2 separate regions of the Homo sapiens genome follow, and region 2 is linked to region 1. Evidence: read pairs that join two places in POLR2A ChIA-PET (ENCODE). Cell type or tissue: PC-9. All regions are shown on one strand. Each heading gives the region's core, and the rest is flanking DNA. Links, peaks and the distances in the headings are about the cores only.

The links. Peaks named below come from ENCODE experiments on the same cell type or tissue, not always from the same donor. Only the 100,000 strongest peaks of a DNase experiment are listed, where the experiment ranks them.
Region 2: POLR2A ChIA-PET joins it to region 1 with 5 read pairs; 8 of 35 experiments call an interaction of 5 or more read pairs at or near these places.

What each region holds. Positions count from the first base shown.
Region 1 is chr16:48,442,231-48,446,620 of GRCh38, reverse strand. No RefSeq gene overlaps it. Among named protein-coding and RNA genes, the nearest start is that of SIAH1, 59 kb to the right of the region's middle. In PC-9, for the core only: no CTCF peak of the experiment used is centred there; a DNase peak (open chromatin) is centred at 1,850; H3K4me3 peaks cover 392 bases; H3K27ac peaks cover 873 bases.
Region 2 is chr16:48,500,213-48,504,602 of GRCh38, reverse strand. No RefSeq gene overlaps it. Among named protein-coding and RNA genes, the nearest start is that of N4BP1, 110 kb to the left of the region's middle. In PC-9, for the core only: no CTCF peak of the experiment used is centred there; no DNase peak of the experiment used is centred there.

The sequences.
Region 1 (4,390 bases), core at 314-4,313:
AATGGTCACGGGTCAGTTGCTGTCAGTCACTATTCCTTCAGCTGTCACTGCAGGGCTCAGAGACTGCATTTCTTTGGCCACTATCTAGCTTCTGTACCCTGGGATGATGGAAGATTCAAACAGAAAAAACTCTCTTGCTTGTAATTGGAGCTAAAATTGAAGCAGTGTTTAAGGTCTAGTTTTTTGTTGTTTGTTTGTTTGGTAGGTTTTTTTTGAGACAGGGTCTTACTCTGTTGCCCAGGCTGGAGTGCAGTGGTGCGATCAACTGCTCACTGCAGCCTTGACCTCCCAGACTCAAGTGATCCTCCCACCTCAGCCTCCCAAATAGCTGGGACCCCAGGCACACACCACCATGCCTGGCTAATTTAATTCTATATTTTTTAGAGACGGGTTCTCCCTATGTTGCCCAGGCTGGTCTTGAACCCCTTTGTTCAAACGATCCTCCCGCCTTGGCCTCCCAAAGTGTTGGGATTACAGGCATGTGCCACGGTGCTGGACTGGTCTTTACTTTTCTTCCAATCCAAGTTCCAGAAACAGGAGCTGCCTTTCTCCGAGATATAGGTGTTTGTGGTTCAGAGATTGGGATCTGTTCTTCCTGCTTACCACCTGACAACTTTGGAGAGGTAATTTACCAACCCCGTGCCTCAGTTTTCTCCTCTGTAAAGTGGGGATGATAGTGGCATCTGCCTCAAAGCATTGCTGTGATGATTGGATGAATCCTTGTAAAGTGCTTAGACCCGTGCCTGGCACACAGTCAGCCTTCAATAGATGTTGGCTGGAATTCTTAGGTGACTGTGGCTCTTGGGAGTCCTGGCATCACAGGGTTCAAGATTTTATTTTTTGTTTAAATTAAATTTATTGAGCCAGGGTCTTGCTCTGTGGCCCAGGCTGGAGTCCAGTGGCACGATCTGGGATCACTGCACCTCCGCCTCCCAGGCTCAAGCCATCCTCCCACCTCATCCTCCCAGATAGCTGGCCCGGCTCCCACCATACCCAGCTAATTTTTGTATTTTTAGTAGAGACGGGGTTTCACTATTTTGCCCAGGCTGGTCTCAAACTCCTGAGCCCAAGCAATCCACCCGCCTCGGCCTCCCAAAGTGCTGGGAGCACAGGCGTGAGCCACCGCGCCCAGCCCCAAGATTTTAAACTAAAGGCAGACTGTGCAAAGGGAGAGAATGAGGACTGCTAGACAGGAAGCGCTGGGGACTTCAGGCCACGAAAACAAGGCAAAATGATAACATTTCAAACTATAAATAGCAGAGCAAGCAATTCCTCTGTCATCCTGCAAAACAATGAGCCTCTTCCTTCATGTTGCTTGAAGGATAAATAGAGTCCCCTTCACTCCCCCACCACACACACAGGGAAGTAACTTGAGAGCCGTGTCCAACAGCAGAGGAGGAACTGGGAGTGTGCTGGTGGGGGCTGATTCTTCAGCTCTGGTCCCCTGGAGTCTGACTGGGAGGCCTGCTGTGCCTAGCCCAGCGAAGTCCCACCCAGGCAAGCTCCTGGACAAGCCTGCAGTGTGGACTTCCAGGAGGGGGTATAGGGACCTGCCAGCTCCTGGGCCCCAGGCTTCTCTGACAAGGGAGAGGCAGAGAAACATCATTATCCATGGATTTCAAAAACATCCCTCAGAGAGCTTGAGGCTACAATGAGCTGTGATTGTGCCACTGCACTCCAGCCTGGGTGACCCTCTCTCAAAAAAAGGAAAAAAAGGAAAGAAAAAAGAAACATCTCCAAGGATTCCAGAGTTGGACGCATCCGCAGGAACTGGCTCCAGCCTCTGCCTTTGGCTTCTTGGTCACTCATGACTAATCACCTCACCATCATCAACGTCACCTCTAATGTTTCTTTGGAGCATTTATTACATACGTGGCACTTTTTTTTTTCTTTTAAAGAGACAGGATCTTGCTCTGTCCTGCAGGCTGGAGTGCAGAGGCACAATCATAGCTCCTGCTTTGGCCTCCCAAAGTCCCGGGATTACAGGCTTGAGCCACTGTGAGGATTGGATGAATCCATGTAAAGTGCTTAGACCCGTGCCTGGCACACAGTCAGCCTTCAATAGATGTTGGCTGGAATTCTTAGGTGACTGTGGCTCTTGGGAGTCCTGGCATCACAGGGTTCAAGATTTTATTTTTTGTTTAAATTAAATTAAATTTATTGAGCCAGGGTCTTGCTCTGTGGCCCAGGCTGGAGTCCAGTGGCACGATCTGGGATCACTGCAACCTCATTGTTTTGCAGGATGACAGAGGAACTGCTTGCTCTGCTATTTATAGTTGAAATGTTATCATTTTGCCTTGTTTTCGTGAGCCACTGTACCTGGCTTTTTTTTAATCATTTCCTTAGTGAAATGCATGTTGTTAATAATGTGATTCACTAATTTGTCAAACATTTACAGAGTACTATGCAAGTACTATACAAGACCCATCCTTCACCTCCTGGGCCCAAACAATCCTCTCACCTCAGCCTCCTGAGTAGCTGGAACTACAGGTGCACACCACTACATTTGGCTAATTCTTTTTTGTAATTGTTTTTTGTTTGTTTGTTTGTTTGTTTGAGACAGAGTCTCACTCTGTCACCCAGGCTGGAGTGCAATGGCGTGATCTTGGCTCACTGCAACCTCCGCCTCCCAGGTTCAAGCTATTCTCCCTGCCTCAGCCTCCTGAGTACCTGGGATTACAGGTCCCCGCCACCACGCCTGGCTAATTTTTGTATTTTTAGTAGAGACGGGGTTTTGCTATGTTAGCCAGGCTGGTCTTGAACTCCTGATCTCAAGTGATCCACCCTCCTGGGCCTCCCAAAGTGCTGGGATTATAGGTGTGAGCCACTGTGCCCAGCCCTATTTTTGGTAAATTTTTTGTAGAGACAGGATCTCACTGTGTTACCCTGACTGGTCTTGAACTCCTGGCCTCAAGTGATCCTCCCACCTCAGCCTCCTAAAGTGCTGGGATTACAGGCATACACCATGGTGTCAAGCCTATGTGGGTGACACTTTTCTAAATATTGGTGCCTCTGCATGCCAGCACACCAAGGCCCCCTGGTCTTCCCCCAAAATCCCGCCCCAAAGGCCTCCTCCTCCAGAAACTCAGTTGCTCTGGGAAGCTGGCTGAAGTCAGGCCACAAGTATTTCTGGGCACCTACTATGTGCCAGACACTGATCTGAACAAGACACACTGCCACTGCTGCTAAATAACATTGCAAACACAATGAAGGTGAGCAAAGGGGAAGTACTGGCTGACACCAAGAAGGGTGCTGGCCTTCCCTGAGGTCCCCTGGTCCAGAGCCTGGGCCAGCCACTGACACCTCACTGGTCAGCTGGCCATTGTTTCATATTTATGTGTGCCCCTCATTCTGTCTAGTGGATGTCTGGTTGAGTGACTTAATGGCGACAGAGTTGGGAAGGGATTCTGGGGTGTGTCCAGCCTTGAACTCCGAAAGGACAGGGCTACACTCACCCCGCATCTTAGTGCCCAGTAGTGGATGTTCAGGAGTAAACGTAGAGTCAGTTAATACAGGAAGGAGCAATTGAATAGATGAATCCTTCATTGCCTCCTGTAAGGCAAAATTGTAAGGGAACTTAAGCTATTTCACATTCCTTCCTGCCCTTCGAAGCCTCACTCAGTGCTTGGCTCACAGAAAGAACTCAATAATATTTGTTGAAAAACAAATGGATGCAAACATGAATTAGTACAACCCTGGTGTCTGTCATAGTGCAGGGAATGCAGTGCATAGGACTCTGCAAATGTTTGACAAATTAGTGAATCACATTATTAACAATATGCATTTCACTAAGGAAATGATCAAAAAAAGCCAGGCACAGTGGCTCATGCCTGTAATCCCGGGACTTTGGGAGGCCAAGGCAGGAGGATTGCTTGAGATCAGGAGTTCCAGGCCAGCCTGGGCAACATAGTGAGATTCCCATTTCTATGAAAAATTAAAAAAATTAGCTGGGCATGGTTGTACCTGCATGTAGTCTCAGCCTCTTGGGAGGCTGAAGTTCAAGGATCACTTGAGCCCAGGAGTTTGAGGGTTACAGTGAGCTATGTGACCCACCACTGTACTCCAGCCTGGGCAACAGAGCAAGACCCTGTCTCTAAAAAAAAAAAAAAGTAGACAAGAAGAAAAGAAAACAGAAAAAGAAAAGAAAAAAGAATTGTTTTCATTAACATTTACTGGTGATAGATTTTTTTTACAATCATACAACTGTTTACTCCCTTTTCTTGAATTTCTTAGCAAATTTTTAAACAACAACAAAAACAGACCCCTGACCCACCAAGGGAAAGGTGGTTTGAGTCTAAATTTAAAAAACTCTCCATGTGAGAATCTGAATAAACTCCAGAGCCTGACAGTCACCTTTGGCTGAGGCTGGGGCTGCTCAGAGTGAGAGACT
Region 2 (4,390 bases), core at 75-4,074, 58 kb before region 1:
TAACAGTTACTCTGAGCAGAGGCTAAAACCTACTTTGAGGGCTGCTATGAAGATCTCCTGAGTGCTGTCTTTGAATGCCTGGCGCACAGTACCCCTGGAAGGAAGAGAGGGAAGATTACCTGTGACATTCAGTAGATTTCAAAACATAGGAGGGCGATGGAGCATCCATGCTCAGCTCCTGGACTCCCTTGACATGTTCCACCACCAGCTCCATGCAGCCGGACCCTTCCAAGCTTGATGAAAGGACAAGCTCAAGTTAAGGAAAGCACACAAGAAATCAAGCTGGTCTGGAGGCAGCTCCCAAGATGGAGAGGTGGGATTCATGTACCTTTGAAAGAGGCCCAGCCCATCATTTGACCAGATATTTCATGAACATGATAACCTGGCCATAAGTTAGGCCAGCTAGGGAACACCCTACTGCCCCACAGAAGAAACAACCTGAGATCCCACCAGCCTGGGCCCCTCCAACACCTCTGCCCAGGCTTGGGGGTCCGAGGCTTCCTGCCCTTCCGCAGTAGAAAGAACCGGCTGCCCAGGGAATGCATTTGTTTAATATCAGATTCCTCAGCAACATCTGGATCCAATTTAGCTGTGAACATTGAAAACGAGGCCTGGCCACCAGCCAGCACACTGCAGGAAGAGCTGAGCCCGCTGTGCACAGATACAGAGTTGTGGAGGAGCCAGGCCAAACCCACCTAGCCCCCTTATTTCTTTCAGGCATCCTGGGGAAGGAGTGGAGGTGACTCCCTGGCAACCCAACTTTGGTCTCCTGCAGATCCATCCCCCTGCCAGCCTCTCAGGTTTTCCAAAACATTCAAGTGATTGCCACCCTGACATGGTGGCAGGAAGCTGGAAGGTTCTCTGCCTCCACAGAATTTGGGGTTCCAAGGGTAACATCTTCTCCTAGTGCGAAGGGACACACATACACTCATGCTTCCACACAAAACACAGGCATACAGGTGCATGCATGCACACACACCATGCCATTCTCTGCACTGGACTTCCAACACGTCCTGCACTTGGAAATCCCAGGCTCTCAGAACAGGCAGAACATCTCATTCAACCCTCATTGTCCAGAGACACGGGGATTTCGCAAAGGTCAAACAGCAAAGCAAGTCACAGTGCAACATTACATTTACCAGGTGCTGACTTTAAACCAGATCCCTTGATGGGTATTTAAAATATAGTAGTACTTTCAAGTTTATCCTCAAAATAACTGGACGATCCGTTCAGTATTTTGCCCAATGCCACACATTTAGTAAGTGATAAGGCTGGGGATGAAACCCAAGTCAGTCTGACATCAAATTATAGGATTTCCTCCACTGCGGGTCCCGATGCCTGAAATTCCACCAGTAAGTCTTCCCAAGCTCTGATATTAAAAACCATAAATGGTCCTGAACAGTTCTTGCCTTAAGCTATCTCTGGCCAACACCTGAAGGGCAACAGGAGAGAAGGACATCGGGGGGGCATAGGGCCTCCAATAAGGAGGTGAAAGGGTGTAAGATGGACATTTTCCAGACTTTTCAGTTTTTAAGCCTCAGAGACTCGAATTGGAGGTTGAGGCCTCCTGAAAAGGCCTTCCTGGAAAGAGACCTCTGAGCATTGTCTTCTGTGGGAGGATGGTTCCATGGCTGTGCTATGCTGAGGCTGGTGGGTAGGGAAGTCTAGGCACAGTGAGTGGGTGTACAAAGATGAAATCCCTCTAGGGACAGTGTGCTCATTTATATTAAAAGCTTAAAAAAGTATTTACTTTTTCTTTTTTTTTAAGACTCACAGTCTCACTCTGTCACGATCATAGCTCACTGCAGCATGGAACTCCTGGGCTCAAGCGATCCTCCCGCCTCAGCTTCCTGAGTAGCTGGAACTATAGTCATGTGCCACCACACTGGCTAATTTATTTTCTTTTAGTTTTTTACAGACAGACATCTTATGTTGCCCAGGCTGGCCTTGAACTCATGGCCTCAAGCGATCCTCCTGCCTCACCCTCCCAAAGTGCTGGGATTATAGGTGTGAGCCACTGCTCCCAGCTGCACTTACCTTTTTTCCCAGTCTTTCTATGCCTCCTCTGTGCTGAGCTTTATTAGAGCACTGTATATACTAAGTCCTCAACAAATAAGTAAAAATAACAGTTACAAAATGATATGTAGAGGTTGATCCTAAGGATGCATCTATCTAGAGAATAGGAGAGACTTTTATGTTCCTAGTGTTTGTCTTCATCCTTCCTTCTAATTTTTTGTTTGCTGTTGCTGTTTTTGAGTAGATATATGTAGAGAAAGCCACTGTTCTTGTTTCTCTGAGATTCACTCCCCTTCTTTTGGTAACTACAATCCTGACTTCTCACCCCCACAATCAGGAAGGTGATCATGTGACTTGGGCCTGGCTTATTAGAATCTGCCCAGTAGGTCACAGTGATTGGTCCAGAGATGAGCACATGACTCAACATGATCATGCGACTTGGATGTGGCCTATCAGAATCCTTCCATTAGGCAATAGTGATTGGCCCAGGGATGAACACATGACTCAAACCAGGCCAAATGGGATCCAGTTAGTGGGAAGGAGAAACTTTTTCACAGATGTGAACCCTCAGTAGGTGAACCTGGTGCTGTCGGCAACCAACCTACCTCCCAGCTCCCAGATGGGGGCTGCTTCCTTCCTCATGATGAGGATGGTATGTGAAATCCAGGCTGAAATCCTCCAGACTCTCAACCACAGCTCTGAAGCCTGCCGTCATTGTCCCTTTGGGCCGTGTAAGCCTTCCAGACCCATCGGGCCTCACTTGCTATGTTGCTTGGAGAAAATAACACTGAGGCAGGAACTAAGAACGCGGTGAGGATTGGCAAGAGGAGACCGCAGGGAAGAACCTTGTCAGTCTTGCACTTGGTGGGAAATTAGGCGCTGAAGGCTTTGGACAGCTGCCAGGTTCTTCTGTCCAGCCCCTGTGGCTCTTGAGTAGGTGAAGTTCCCTTGAGTGGGTGGCGGGCAGCGAGGACACGGAAGGGTTAGAATGCTTGAGGAAAGTAGAGAGAAAATGTGGGATTGTTATAAAATGCAGATAGAATGAGATAAGACCTTGCTGAGCCTGAAAAATTAAATATGCACAGATTGACTTCAAGTAGGTCTTTGGCAGGGTTAAAAGCCAGAGGTTTTGCTCCTCACTCTAAGCAGGAAATCGTTTGTGCAAAATAACAGGACATTTAAAAAGACCATTTTTCTGGATTCGGCGAGCACCAGAAGTAGCCAAAGAGGCTAAAGTTACTTCTAAACCCATTTGTTTTAGGTTCTGCTTATGAACCTGGTAGAAACTGTAGGGAAACCCAAGCGGGGTGGGGCAGGGGTGAGACACACAAGTTCCCACCCCACTCTGTGCGCACTCTAAGCCATTAAACCTTCAACCAGCTGCTGACGTCAGAGGGCACCTAATGAAAATGCGTCCGAGACCGGGTGCAGTGGCTCACACCTGTAACCCCAGCACTTGGGGAGGCCGGGGTGGGTGGGTTGCTTGAGCTCAGGAGTTCGAGACCAGCCTGAGCAACATGAGGAAATCCCCGCCTCTACAAAAAAAATAAAAATAAAAAAATTAGCCGGGTGTTGTGGCACACACCTGTAGTCCCAGCTACCTGGGAGGATCGCTGGAGCCTGGGAGGCAGAGTTGAAAGTGAGCCGAGATCGTACCACTACACTCCAGCCTGGGTGACAGAGTGAGACCTTGTCAGAAAAAAAAAAGAAGAAGAAGAAGAAGACAGAGAGGAGAGAACGAAAGAAAGAAAGAAAAGAAAATCGAGAAAGAAAGAAAGGGCCGGGCGCAGTGGCTTACGCTTGTAATCCCAGCACTTTGGGAGGCCGAGGCGGGTGGATCGCGAGGTCAGGAGTTCGAGACTAGCCTGACCAACATGGTGAAACCACGTCTCTACTAAAAATACAAAAATTAGCTGGGCGTGGTGGCGGGCGCCTGTAATCCCAGCTACTCGGGAGGCTGAGGCAGGAGAATCACTTGAACCTGGGAGGCGGAGGTTTCAGTGAGCCGAGATCACATCACTGCACTCCAGCCTGGGCAACAGAGCAAGACTCCATCTCAGAAAAAGAGAAAGAAAAGAAAATATGTCTACATTTTGTTTTTAAGTTGCATTTTGTAGGAGTTGAAACTGGATTCTTCAGGAGCAGTTGCTCAGAAATCTTGAATTTGAGGCCTTTCATACTCATTTGCAGGAAGAAAGTGTTCTCCCCAGGAAAATGGATTGCTCAGCTGAAAGCATAAACTTCTATTTTGATATCTGCAGAGTTCATGTACACGTGGCTGTGTACATTTGTCCTACTGGTTTGGAATTTAGATCTGGATTGATGTGACAGCTTACTGCTGTTTAACACTCTCCTTTCTCTTGCTAAAAAGCTC